Linked DNA regions of Mus musculus: all the other regions are linked to region 1. Evidence: chromatin contacts called from ENCODE POLR2A ChIA-PET data. All regions are on one chromosome and are shown on one strand. The core of a region is the stretch at or near the end of the contact, and the rest is flanking DNA. Distances in the headings are between cores, read along the strand shown. Region 1 holds the start of Kat5 (K(lysine) acetyltransferase 5). Region 2 holds the start of Snx32 (sorting nexin 32). Region 3 holds the start of Mus81 (MUS81 structure-specific endonuclease subunit).

Region 1 (4,401 bases), core at 1,549-4,048:
TGACAGCTTCCTGTGAACTGTGCTGAACCCCCTCTGTTACTGGAACCTGAGTAGCTGTCATGTCTGCTCTGCCGTGACAGTGACCTCTCAGGAAAGAAAATTTCTCTAAATCCCAGTTTTCTGTACATTCCCTGCTCCGTGTCAAGAATTCAATAAAAACAGTGACCTGCTCATAGGCAGAATGGTCAACTGTTCTGAGCAGGAAAAGGTTGTTCATGTGACTCACTCCAGCCCAGCCGTGCCCAAGCCACTAACCTTGTTTTTCCGTCCATCAATCTCAAAAAAGGAGATGGTGCCCTTGCGGTAAATTTCATTGCCTGGAGGGTGCCGAAGATCACATTTGGTCTAAGGACAAAAGGAGGATCAGGTGGGGACTGGTGAGGGTACTCTGGATAGGCAGCCTCCCAAGACCCCTCATACCAAGTGGCGTTGCAGACACTTGAGGCTACGGCCATATTTGAGGCAAAATTCGCACAGGTAGAGGACGGGTAGCGTGGTAAGCTCTTGTGGGTACGGGGAGAAGTACCACGGCTTGAGGCGGTGCCGGCCAAGCTCAATACACTCAATGTTCTTCATCCGGGTGACAATGTCGTCGTGGCTCCGGTCAGACACCAGACTGCCAGTCATTCGTGGTGCTGACGGTATTCCATCTGAGCTGTCCTGAGAATCCTGCCCAAGGCAGATGGCAAATACTAGATGGTAGCAGTTAAGCAGAGCGTGGCGCACGACACTGCCATTGGCTTCTTCCTGCAAGTCTAACATCAGCTAAGGGCAAAGCACCAACCTCCACTTCCAAAATAAAGCGAGGCTGAGAAACTGAGAGTAGAAGAGGCCCAGGGGTTCATCTGCTTGGCTCCCAGCCACCACCCTCCCTGCCTAAGGCCTCACCGAGTGAACACCATGCCCAAGCCCACTCCCCCTTTCCCGGCTTCCCTCTCCCTCTGCTCCTCAAGACCCACCTCATCAGTGCCCAAGCAATTAGATTTCCGCTTCCGTCCAGGCTGGGCTGCCACTGCCCTACGGGCTGACCCATTCTGTGGACAAGACACAAGAGAAAGAGCGACCGTGAGATGATCCTGGAGGAGGATGCTAGACAGCAAGGAATAAGAGGGGAAAGACCAGGCAGGCTGTTGGGATGGCTCAGTGGTTAAGAGCCCTGATCTTCCAGAGGACTTCCTGGGTTCTTTTCCCAGGACCCACAGAGTGGCTCACAACCATCTCTAACTCCAGTTTCAGTGGCTCCAATGCCCTCTTCTGCCCACCTGCACCAGGCATGCAAGTAGAACACATGCAAAACACAGACAAAACATTCAGACACATGAAAAAAGACTGGAAGACTCACCTGAGGGAAAACCGAGGCTGGGGCTGTCTCGCTGGGCACTGGGGTTGCTGGTGAAACCACCTCCACCTTCCGTTTCTGCAGAGAGAAACCAGGAAAGGTGGGTCAGAAGGTAGAGAAGGTGGGACCTGAGAAGAAAGCAAGGTCCCTGGAATTGCTGAGGGTACCGTTGAGCGGTGGTTGGGTTGCAGGCAGGAGCTGGAGGAGAGCGGCTGGTCAGGCTCGCCACCTGGGATGGCCTCCCGCTCCTTGGGCAGGTTGAAGCGGAGTGTGATCTGGACCGGGATTGGCAAGGTCTTCCCGCTGGCCTGGGCGGAGGCCGGCTGCAGAGATAGGTCCAGGGTCTTCCTCTGGGGTGGGGATGGTGGTGGGATGGCGAAGGGGGGGATGGGCCCCTCAGCATGGAATCCCACCCTCTGCCTTCTCTAAAGCAAGGCAGTGCTGGACTCTGGAAGCTACGCCTGCAACTTGGTCCCCATCCTTTGCAAGCTGAAGCCATGGCAGAAGAATGCTGCCTCCTGCCCATTCAGGAACCCCTGAGGCCAAGAGATGCAAGAAGGAAGAGGCAGGAGAGAAAAGATGAAATGGGGGACCTACTCACCACCTCTCTTTCGGGAGAGCCGGGGCGGGACCCAGGAAGTCCGTTCTTGGTAGGTGTCTTGGCCTCTTTCTTGGGAAATTGGATCTTCTTTAAGTCCAGCCGCTCGTGAGTCACCCATTCATCCAGACGTTTGTTGACTGCAGCAGTGAAAACGGCTCAGGAGGGAATGCCAGAGGCTGCCCTCAACCCTCTCCAGCAACCCCACTCCATCCAGGCCCAGGACTCACAGTCAATGTAATGGACATAGAAAAGCTTTCGGCCACTGATGTCCTTCACGCTCAGGATCTCAGCCAGGGCTATGAGAACCACACAGACAGGGAGTCTTAGCCAGGGCAGGTCAGGAGACTCCACCCTTCGACCTGAATCCCACCTCCAGGCTGGAGGCCTGTGTCCCAGCACTCAGAGGGGCTGGTTCAAGACCCCTTTAGTCACCAAGTGACACCTCTCTCCAAGCCCCGCCCGGATCATCTCCGTACGTCCAAAAGCCACGCCCCTCCTCCCGAGTATCTGCGACCGCCCCGGGATTGCAGAAGCCCCTCCCCCTCCCGTGCGATCGTTGACTCCCTCCCGCCCCTCGCCCTCAGGTTCCTTGGACCCGCCCCCCGACGTCACTCACGCCACTCATCTTCGTTGTCCTGGTTGCGCCGCAGCACGGGCAGGCGGCAGCCCTCGATTATCTCCCCCTGGGGAGACAGCGCGGCGCCAGGGTCGGCTACTGGGGGGCCTCGGGCTCTACCCACCTCCCCTGGCTCCCTCCGCCCCGCCCCGGGCACCGGACTCACCACCTCCGCCATCTTCCCTCCCTCCACTGCCACTTCCGGCCCCTCTGGGAGACGTCACTTCCGGAGCTGAGTGCGCTATAGGCCCGAGCCCCTTGAAGCTGTTTGAAAGGGAAACACTTGAGAATCACTGCTAGCTGGTTGGTAGCAAAAAGCCGGCCCGTTTGGGGAATGGAAGAGCAGGACGTTGTAAACCTGAGGCCAAGTACTAGATGGAATCCCCGCTCCTCGCACAGCGATTGGAGGAACGCCGAGTCTGTCACGTGACGCCCACCGGGTGCGACGCCGGTCACTCAGATCATGTTTAGGCTTTGTCTAGAGGCAGTGTTCTGGCGAGCCTCTTAGTGGCAGTGTGAGGTGTCACCCTGAGTAAGAAGCTAAGGAGTGGGGTTTTGAACCCTGGGGAGTCAGTAGACCTGAAGGGATTTAGAGATCCACCCAGGTGTCTGCATAAGATTGCACAGGCCTGGGGGCTTAGCAAGATTTTTCCGTTAATACTGGATTTCTATTTTTAAAATAGTATATATGTGGCTGTATACATGGAAGGTTCAAAATTCCAGTAGGCATTCAGTCAACAAGAATGGATGTCTCAGTTGGTCTTCATTATACATCAGAATCCCAAAGAAGTAGGCGCTAATGACAGTGAAGGAGCGGACTTGTCAACGAGAGTGAGAGCAAGTAGGCAGAGTAAAAGCAGGCTGGCAGTGGAGGCAGAAGCAGGCGAAGCTCTATGAGTTGAGGCCAGCGTTGTCTACAGAGTCAGTTCCAGGACAAGCGGGGTTACACAGATAAGCCCTGTCCTGGGGGTGGCAGGGAGGAAAATCTTGTTTCATGTCTTTCTTTTAGTTTCCAGCAGAAGGTGCATCTTCTGACTTTGAATAACAAGAATAGGTTTGAATAACAAAGGTGTGTTCTCCCTCCTCAAAGATGTGAATTCAAAGTGGATCTTCCACCAAGCCAGCTTGCCAGCACTGGGGAGGCAGAGGCAGGCCTGGTCTACAGAGCAAGTTCCAAGACACCCAGGGCTACACTGAGAAATCCTCTTAAAAACACAAAGCAGTGGGTTTTCCCACTTCAGAGTAGGCAAAATTGTTCACGTATGTGTTCTTCCATTTTTGGGTTTTAGTGAAATCCAGATGTAGTCAAATGGACAACCAAAAATAACTATCACAGATATTGATAACATGCCTAAAGGGTGTAGTGGGGCCCTTTAGCCTTACTTCTAAGTGTTCCCAGTTTAAATGGTTTCGGGTCCATTTGGCCACTTTGAGAAGAGTTTATGTGCAGAAGTAAAGGATTGGTTTCATCACAGGAGCATTAATAATAACACTTGGATTTGATCTGTGTGCAAAATATGTTCAGCATAAGAAGTACTGAAAAGCCAATAGGCCTTTTGTTATTGTTTGTTCTGAGGTGAAGTCTCACTGTGTAGCCCTGCTTGGCCTGGGACTTGTCACAAGGATGACAACAGGCATATGACAGCACACGGCATTTTTCTCTCTTGTGAGTTCTGAGTTGTGCCATCTTTCAGAACATCCAGTCTTCCCCTGAGGAACTGAAGCATCACCACTGTTACTCACAACAGCCTCACAGGGGTGGAGCCATTGCTGCTTCCTTGCTTTGGCTCCGTGAGGCTTTTTTTTTTTTAATTTATGTATTTTATTTTATTTATTTATGTCTGT
Region 2 (4,826 bases), core at 2,064-4,563, 100 kb before region 1:
CAGCGGTTAAGAGCACTGACTGCTCTTCCAAAGGTCCTGAGTTCAAATCTCAGCAACCACATGGTGGCTCACAACCATCTGTAACGAGATCTGACGCCCTCTTCTGGGGTGTCTGAAGACAACTACAGTGTACTTACATATAATAAATAAACAAGTTTTTTTAAAAAAACTATTATGTTATCTTATGTGTATAAGTGGTTTGCCTGTAATTATATCTGTGGTCCATGTATGTGCCTGTGGAGAACATGCAGAGGCCATCTGATATACATATACACACTCTCTCTTTTTCTGTGTCTCCAAATAAATAAATAAATAAATAAATAAATAGATAAATAAAATAAAATAAAATAAAATAAAATGTTAAAATAAACCAAGGGGCTGGTGAGATGGCTCAGTGGGTAAGAGCACCCGACTGCTCTTCCAAAGGTCCGGAGTTCAAATCCCAGCAACCACATGGTGGCTCACAACCATCCGTAACAAGATATGACTCCCTCTTCTGGAGTGTCTGAAGACAGCTACAGTGTACTTACATATAATAAATAAATAAATAAATCAAAAAAAATAATAAACCAAGTTGTGGCACATGTCTTTAATCCTAGCACTCAGGAGGCAGAGACAGGAGGATGAATTTCTGAGTTCTAAGTCATCCTGGTCTACATATCGAGTTTCAGGACAGCCAGGGCTACACAGAGAAACCCTGTCTCAATAAACGTAGTAGCAGTAGTAACAATAATAATAATAATAATAATAATGGTAATAATAATAATGGACCTAATAGTGATAATAATGGACCCAATGTCTTCTTAAGCAAGTTTAGCCCAAATAGATTAGGTAATTTTCAGGGCTTAGACCAATGCCGTGAAACAACTGTAACTTTATCAAGTATGAAGCAAGCATTTGCTGACTTGCTTATAGGAACTGAATGTGCGGTGGGAAACCTCTCCAAGTTATCTCTAAATGTAGATGTGCCCGAGCTAAATACCTTGAGGCAGGCAAGGCAAGATCTCTCTTTTTTTTTATTGTTTTTGTTTGTGTGCATATGTGTGCGGGCACAAGTGTGTCATGGTAGTATATGGAGACCAGAGGACAACTGGTAGGAGTCTCTCCTTCTATCATGTTGGTCTTGGGATCAAACTTAGGTTGTCAGGCTTGGTGGCAAGGCCTTGACCCAAAGAGCCATCTCACTGGCCAGAAATATCTTTTCTAGTTTCTTTGAGTTGACACATTTGTACATATTTTTAGGTACAGTGATGATAATTTGGAATATGCATATAATAGAAACAGTCAGATCAGGGGATTACCATCTCCTCCTCCTCCTCTCCCCCCCCCCCCACTCCTTCTTTTCTGAGACAGGATTTCTCTGTATAGCCCTGGCATCAGAGCCCCAGTAGCTGGAGCTACAGGCAGTTCAGAGATTCCTAATTTGGGTGCTGAGAACCAAACTCAGGTCCTTTACAAGAGTCGCAAGAGCACCTAAGGACTGGGCAATCTCTCCAGCTTTGCCTTTGAAATTGAAAGATCTTTTGTGAAGGCAGTATTTAATCTAGAGAATGAATATTAAAAAGAATTTTCAGAAAATATTGCCTGTACAAATCTGGGCACATTCATCAGTTTAATAATTCAACTTTCAGAACGCATTCTCAGTACCCACTCAGGAATAGCACCCACAACAATACCAGTAGGTAATATTTATATTTGGCCTTATAATATATTAGGCATTGTTCTAATAAATAAATTTATGGGGCTGGAGAGATGGCTCAGAGGTTAAGAGCACTGACTGCTCTTCCAGAGGTCCTGAGTTCAAATCCCAGCAACGCCATGGTGGCTCACAACCATCCATAATGAGAACTGATGCCCTCTTCAGGTGTGTCTGAAGACAGCTACAGTGCACTTACATATAATAATAAATAAATCTTTGGATCAGAGCGAGTGAGGCCGGAGCAAGCGGGGCCAGAGTGAGCAGAAGTCCTGAGTTCAATTCCCAGAAACCACATGATGCCTCACAACCACAAGTACAGCTACAGTATACTTATAAACATAAAATAAATAAATCTTTTAAAAAATAAATTTATGTATTTATGACAAACTCTCACACTGTAGTTCCAGCAGGCCTTAAACTCGTGGTTATCCTCCTGCCCCACCCTCATAAGTGCTGGGATTATATCTGGCTTCTAATCACTTTATAAACATGTTCTAAGCATACACACACACACACACACACACACACACACACACGGCATATGTACATATATACATCCTTTTACTATTGAGACAGGATCTCACTATATAGCCCTGGCTTGCCTATAACACTCTATGTAGACCAAGCTGGCCTTGAACTCATAAAGGTCTTCCTGTTTCTGCCTCTGCTTCTACCGCTGAAATTCCAGGATTAAAGGTGTGTCTCACCATGCCTGGCTATTTATATACATTTCTATATGAACATGTATAAACAGAAAGCCATGGCCAGCCCTCCAAATTCCATTTGAATCCCAAATGCCACTTCTTGGATTGTGTGACACTACCAAGGCAGGCTTTCTGCCCTCACTCCCCCCCTTCAAACACAGGCAGACTAGCTCTTTGCTGCAGCAGGACCCCTTGTCCTTGGTTTTCTTCTTGATGTCTATCTCTACTCTCACCCACTCTGCTTGACAGAGATGTGACTTTCAGAACACAGCACAGCAGCTCCATCCCCTATCTCTGTCCCAGCTCACTACACTCCTACCTCAAGTGAGAGTTGATGCAATCCAAAACAATGAAGCTCCCCAATAACTGCTGACTGAGGCTGAGAGGAATAAACGAAGAATGGATGGATGGTCTTACAAATATATAGGCACGAATACACAGGTGAGCCTGTAAACTCAACAGGACTCTCTCACCCTTCTCAGTCGCTTGCAGACTGCCTTGTTCTCCCCCATCACGACAGTACTGAGTTGATTTGGGGGAGGGGGCAGAGGCGGGATTCCATCTATGCAGGCTGGGACAAAAATCCTGATTATCTTTGCATCCTCAACCTGGCCCTATGCAGGGGCCTTAGAAGCGCCGCATTCCCGTGCTCAGATCTCTCTCCCTGCTTGGTATGGTATGATGAAGTGAGGTGGAGTAGGAAGACGTTTTATTTCCTTCCTTTACCTTACTCTCATTTCCAGCTTCCTGATGTTGCTCCTCCATGGTGCTCCTTAGCTGGGATATACAGGAATCCTACGACAAGCCACGGCCTGCGCGTTCCAAGAGCTTGGGTGAGGGAACCTTGTAGGGATGCTATCAGCTGACATTGACACTAGCTGCGGCCTCCCTGGGTGGGTCCCATTGCCCACAGCTGCTCCTTCTGATTAGACAGCAGTTTTACCACATGAGCCTCTATTGGCTTTGAGGCCTATCAATCTTACGTGGGCATTTAAGCGGCACCAGAAAGCCGGACCAGGATAGGCCAGGGCCTGAGGGTAGAGGTCACGTGTCAGTCCCGCAGGTGGACCCCTACGAATCCGGCCGTTCCGGGACCCGCCTTCTTCTAACGGGCACGAGCAGAGGCGCACATGCGCACTAGGGCAGCTTGGCGCCACCAGGCGGTGGGCGGGGCGGGGAGTCCGGAGGGGGGGCGAGGGTTGGGAGGGAGGTTTGGGTAGGGAGGAATGGGGAACTCGAGTGGGTCAGGGGGTCTAGGGACGAGGGCAGGCTGCAATGTCTGTGGAGAAAGCGCTTCCGTTCCAGTTTTCACACCCGGGCCAGAAAGTACGGAGTAAGCAGCTTAAGGAGCCGCGGGGACGCAATAAGGCCCGGATACCCCGCGCCCATATTCTTCGGGGGGACCAAAGGAAATCGCCACCGAAGTCACACTGCAAGAAGGCGCAAGTGAGAGAGAAAGAGAAGGTGTGGGTACCCTGGAATGGACTCATCGTGATTGGGAAGAGAGTGGAACTCTTGGACAGAAACGTGCAAAAGTCTAACCCAAAGTTGGAATCTGAGGACTGGAAGCTGGAGGGCACCGGGAAGAAGTTCTCAAGAGAGAAATCGGGCCTGCAACAGGAGGCAGTGGTCGCGAAGCTCCTGAGCAGTGTAAGAAGGGCGGTGCAGGCTCGAGCAAGTTTGGAGTATGACAGCCCAGAGATTTGGAGAGAGTTGGAGGATAGACTCAAAGCTGGTGTAACTACGAGTGCAGAGATGACTGCAGAGCGTGGGGAAAACTTGAAATCTAGGGACAGGTTGAGGACCACTGGAGGGGACTTGAGGTCCAGAGGGGATCAGCTGAGGCCGAATGAGGAACTGGAGTCTAGTGGAGAGAACTTGAAAAAACGGGTACCCATTGGAGACAAGGTGGTAGGCAGGGGAGAGAAGCGGAGGTCTTCTGCTGAAAAAATGGACAGTAGGGAGAGGCGGGGGTCTGTTGTAGAGAAAATGGACAGTAGAGAGAGGCGGGGGTCTGTTGTAGAGAAAATGGACAGTAGAGAGAGGCGGGGGTCTGTTGTAGAGAAAATGGACAGTAGAGAGAGGCGGGGGTCTATCAGAGAGAAGACGGACAGTGAAGAGAAGCGGGGATCCATTAGAGAGAAGGCGACAGAGAGTAGACAGAGGCGGGGGTCCATCAGAGAGAAGGTATCAGACAGTGGAGAGAGGCGGGGATCCATCAGAGAGAAGATGTCAGACAGTGGAGAGAGGCGAGGATCCATCAGAGAGAAGATGTCAGACAGTGGAGAGAGGCGAGGATCCATCAGAGAGAAGATTTCAGACACTAGAGAGAGGCGGGGGTCCATCAGAGAGAAGGTGTCAGACAGTGGAGAGAGGCGGGGGTCCATCAGAGAGAAGGTGTCAGACAGTGGAGAGAGGCGGGG
Region 3 (4,328 bases), core at 879-3,378, 120 kb before region 1:
CTACCTGCCCACTCTCAGAAGATGCTCACCCTGGGGGTCTTCTGGGCACACTTCTGCAGCAGCTCCTCTTTGGTTAGGAAGCTGTGGCCATCAGAATTCTGAAACAATGGTTGAAGTGAGCGTAGGTTCAGGTCCAGCGCTCCTCCCCCTGCTATGCGGTGGCCAGTTTGCATGCTGTCCAGGCATATTTCTGTGAGCCTGCTGCTTTGCCCCACCCACGCGCCTGACTTGCTCACCAGGTGCTCCCTGTAGAGTTGCAGCAGGATCTCTCGAGCACCTGAGTTCTGAGCTGGCCAATAGCCAACACTGGTGCTTCCTGCTTGAGGCTGGGTGGGAACCTGAGAGAGACAGAGGGGCTCGCTGAATTCCAATGCCTGTCAGCTGAGGTTTCAGCAGGCCCCATGGGCCTGGCGAGGGAGATGAGGCTACAAGCCCTAGTAAATCTGGAATGTGATGGTGGCCAGAGCAAAAGTTGGGGGTATGGCCCAGGCCCAGGCCCAGCCCCAACCCCTGGAGAACAGTAACATGGTACACGTCCCACAACTTCCTGGGCTGGATCTTTTGGCAGCTCTCTTTGGGAGTCTGACTACCGTGATCCCAATAATCCTACTTAGGATTTAAGGTGGTGCCTCTCAAAGAGGGTAAGAGACTGTCCCAAGCCAATCTCAATCAATAAGAGCTGGATCCAGGGCTGTTCAACCCCTCAAACCAAGAAGTCTACAATCAACGACCCCTCCCCCCATTTAGCTTTCTACTTCCTTTCCCAATCCTCACTGGCATGGAAGAGTCCTGGACTTGCTCAGGTGGCCCTTTGCTGGCTCCCTTCTTTCCAGATGGTGAGCTGGGGGCATGGTCACCTATAGAGATCAGAAGAGAGTTAGTCCTGCACACAGTCTGGCTGCCCGGAGGAGCTTAGATGGAGTTGCTCAGTGTGTGAATTTGAGTGTCATATTTTAAAACGTTTTTGTGTTTTCTTGTATGTGTATGAGTGTTTCACCTGTGAGTATGTCTATGCATCACTTGCATGCAATACTAGAAGAGGTCAGAAGTAGGGGCTGGATTCCCCCGAATTGGGGTTTTGGTTTGGAAGCAGGGGCTCACTGCGTCAAGCCCTGGCTGACCTCAAACTCACAAAGATTCTCTTGCCCCTGCTTCTTCTGGGTGTTGGGATTAAAAGTACAAATCACCATGCCCTACCCATGTCACTTTTTTTTTTTGGAGATAGTCTCAGATAGCCCAGGCTAGCCTCGAACTCACTATGAAATTGAGAATGCTCTTGAACGCCTGAGTCTTCTACCCCCACCTCCTAAATGGTTACAGACTTGTTTCACAATGCCACCAATCTCAGGCGGCTAGCTCTGTTCGTTGAGAACCAGGAGGCTTAGGGAGCATCAACAATCACTAGTCGTGGGTCGAACAGCAACCACGTTGTGAGGGGGTAATTTGAAGCCAGAGTAGACACAGCCTGCACCTAAGAAATTTAGGAGACACCAACTCCCTGAGGTGCTCACCGCCTGATGCTAGGTGCTGCTTCAGCTTTTCGTCCAGCATGCGGCAGAGCCTGTCTCCGAAGTGCTGGAGTATCTTGGCTTCCTTCCCGCTGCGCAATGGTAGCGGGTACCGTTGGAGGGAGCGCAATGCCTGGCGAACACAAGGGAGAAGAGAGCTTATCAAACTAGGATTCACGGATCACCTGACTCTGCCAGAGCACTGTCACCAGAAACAGCTGGGACTCACCTTTTGAAACACGAAACGCGTGTGGCGCCCCCTGCTGGCTGCCTCGTCCCGCCACTCGGTCAGCCAACGAACGAAGAGCGGGTTGGGGCAAACGGGCAGCGGACGCTTCCGGCCCAGGCGGACCGGCTCCGCCATAAGAACTAGACTGGCTCCTTCAGAGTCTCAAAAAACCCCTGAGACTAGGATCGCGACAATTCAGTTGGTATAAGAACACTTGTTTGAGGGTAGGGTCTCTCCAACCTAGCAGGGCACCAGCTCATGGAATGACCTCCTTTCGCCATGTACTATGCAGTAAGAGGCTAGCTCGGTTTGCACGGCCTTTCCTTAGAACCGCCCCCATTCGCCCGCCGGCACCAGCCTTTTGGACAGGCCCCACCCAGGCCATGGAGCTTTGACCCACCCTTTCCTCTCACCCAAAAATTCGAGAGCAGACTCTTTTTTTTTGTGTACTGACTGTTAAAAAGGAGGACAGCGCCCCCTGTGACTGGGAGGGCCGGTGTGGGGGTACACTCAGAAACCTGAACTTGGCTTGCTTCAAGGTCTCATAAGGCTATTTCAGGCTCACTATCGTAGAAGAGGCTGGGAAAAAGAGGGCTTAAGAAAAGTGGAGGAGAGGGACGGACACAAGTCCAAGAATATTTGTGGGAGGGACATCTTAAAGGGGTACAAGGAATGAAATAAAGCTAAGGCAGAAGCAGAAAGATCTCGAAATGTGCCAAGTCGGGGATATTTGTGCACAGAAGACTCAGGCTAGGTGAATGGCGAAGATGTGTATTTAATTCCTCCCTTTCAAGGAGGAATAAGAGGTGTATCCTAGAAGGTGGAGAGTTCGAATGTGGGCACATGGTTGGATCCCGGGGATGCTAGTTAGACACTTCGCTTCTGTGGCTCATTAAAAGTGAAGGAGCCTCAGGGAGGATGAAGGTGGGAACCTTGCTGGGGCAGGGATGTCTCAAGCTGAGGGACACAGGGCTCAATAGAACATAGAGGTCCCTTCAGTGTTTGGAACAACGCACGGTCTTCAGCTGTCACGCTGTCACTCCGGAAGTCGTCGGGAGCCCAATTCGCAGACCCTCTTCTCAGTCTAGCTTTTGTGCACCCGCCTCTTTCCTCAAGCAGCCTTATAAGGAGCCTGCAGCTGGCGCTTGGACTGGGCACGCCCTCTGGAGGCTTATGCCCTAATAAGGACATCTAGGGCATCCCGCGACCAGGGGCGGAAGGAGTGCGTCTCCAGGGTAACTGCGTGGCCCCTCCCCCCGTTGCTCTGGGAAACTGCTAGTCTCGAAAAAGGTGGAGCCAGCCTTCTCCTTAGGAGGGGCCCTTGGGAGAGAAGGGGGTCAAGCTTCGGCCTCCACCTGGAGCTCCAGCAGTGTAGCCCACGGGTGCAGTCACCTGGAGCTCCCGCAGTGTAGCCCACGGGTGCAGTCTGACTACAATCCCCTGACTACAACCCCCGGCATCCTCTGCGTGCTGCCTCGCTCCTGGGGAAGCTCCTCTTTTACACCCTTTATTCAGCTTGGGGAGGTCAAGGGCCCCGGTTTCCTTTGCCTCTGAGTTGTTTGCGACTTTGCCCTTTTTTTCTAAGGCCATGGTCATTGTTTCAGGTCAGAGAAATTCTCCTGGAGTTCCCACCCCAGTTTATTTTAAACTTTTGCTTTCATATAGATTCTCTTCAGTCTTTGTGCTAAAATGATCATAAACCTATCAACTCTGGAATTAAATTGAAGTATTCCTTTTCCTGTATCGTAAAAGAAACATAAAGAAGTTTTTTTTTTGTTTTGTTTTGTTTTGTTTTGTTTTTTGATTTTTCAAGACAGGGTTTCTCTGTGTAGCCCTGGCTGTCCTGGAACTCACTTTGTAGACCAGGCTTGCCTCGCACTCAGAAATCCGCCTGCCTCTGCCTCCCGAGTGCTGGGATTAAAGGTGTGCGCCACCATGCCCGGCCATAAGGAAATTTTTAGTGCACAACTCTTCACCCTTCCCCCATGAATTACGTTTGATCTAACAATTTGCCAAACGTCTTTAGACAACGCCAAAGCTCTCAAACTTTTTATGTTAGCATTTCCTGTTTTTTAAAAAATCCTATTTGTTGAAATTTTACTCCACGGGAGCATTTCTATTGGCTTGAAGACACCGTTATACTTGGCGATTCTCTTTTCTGTGAGAGAGGATCCCAAGCTGATGATTCAAAATCTTTTTTCAGGAACCATAAAGAACAAAAAACCACTTAATTTCTGGGATAAAGAAAGTAGAGAATTATATTCAGGTCATTTTTATCAAACGATGGGCCTCTGGCTCAGAGCGTTTTTTGGTCCATTGCACCAATGGGCTCACTCTCCGTGCAACAGCCCACGCCTCTCGGCCTCCGCCTACTCTGCGCCTCAAGCTCTGCGGAACCCGGTAGCAGCTAGTTCTATTTCGGTGCAAAATCCTCGGACTTCACTTCCCGTCGGCCCGCGCGGCAAGCGCCGGAAGGCCGCCCCGCCCCTCATTGTGCGGCTCCTACTAAACGGAAGGGGCCGGGAGAGGCCGCGTTCAGTCGGATCCCGGCAGCAGCTGCGGCGGCTCAGGTCTTCAGTTGCTCTTTCTGT

What was found. ChIA-PET counts read pairs that join two places held with the same protein, here RNA polymerase II (POLR2A).
Region 2: POLR2A ChIA-PET joins it to region 1 with 15 read pairs in Patski. The contact joins the promoter of Snx32 here to the promoter of Kat5 in region 1. POLR2A ChIA-PET finds 5 or more read pairs at or near these places in 2 of 5 experiments (Patski and embryonic stem cell).
Region 3: POLR2A ChIA-PET joins it to region 1 with 43 read pairs in Patski. The contact joins the promoter of Mus81 here to the promoter of Kat5 in region 1. POLR2A ChIA-PET finds 5 or more read pairs at or near these places in 4 of 5 experiments (Patski and embryonic stem cell).

What each region holds. Positions count from the first base shown.
Region 1 is chr19:5,607,296-5,611,696 of GRCm38, forward strand. It overlaps Kat5 (K(lysine) acetyltransferase 5), which reads right to left and starts at 2,799. Exons shown (of 14, transcript NM_178637.2): 1 at 2,723-2,799; 2 at 2,557-2,623; 3 at 2,168-2,236; 4 at 1,941-2,077; 5 at 1,507-1,662; 6 at 1,343-1,417; 7 at 960-1,034; 8 at 421-669; 9 at 256-345. The coding sequence starts at 2,734.
Region 2 is chr19:5,507,204-5,512,029 of GRCm38, forward strand. It overlaps Snx32 (sorting nexin 32), which reads right to left and starts at 3,314. Exons shown (of 13, transcript NM_001024560.3): 1 at 3,130-3,314. The coding sequence starts at 3,168. It also overlaps the pseudogene Gm31166.
Region 3 is chr19:5,486,251-5,490,578 of GRCm38, forward strand. It overlaps Mus81 (MUS81 structure-specific endonuclease subunit), which reads right to left and starts at 2,129. Exons shown (of 16, transcript NM_027877.4): 1 at 1,738-2,129; 2 at 1,512-1,641; 3 at 775-857; 4 at 237-338; 5 at 30-98. The coding sequence starts at 1,872. It overlaps Cfl1 (cofilin 1, non-muscle), which reads left to right and starts at 4,205. Exons shown (of 4, transcript NM_007687.5): 1 at 4,205-4,328.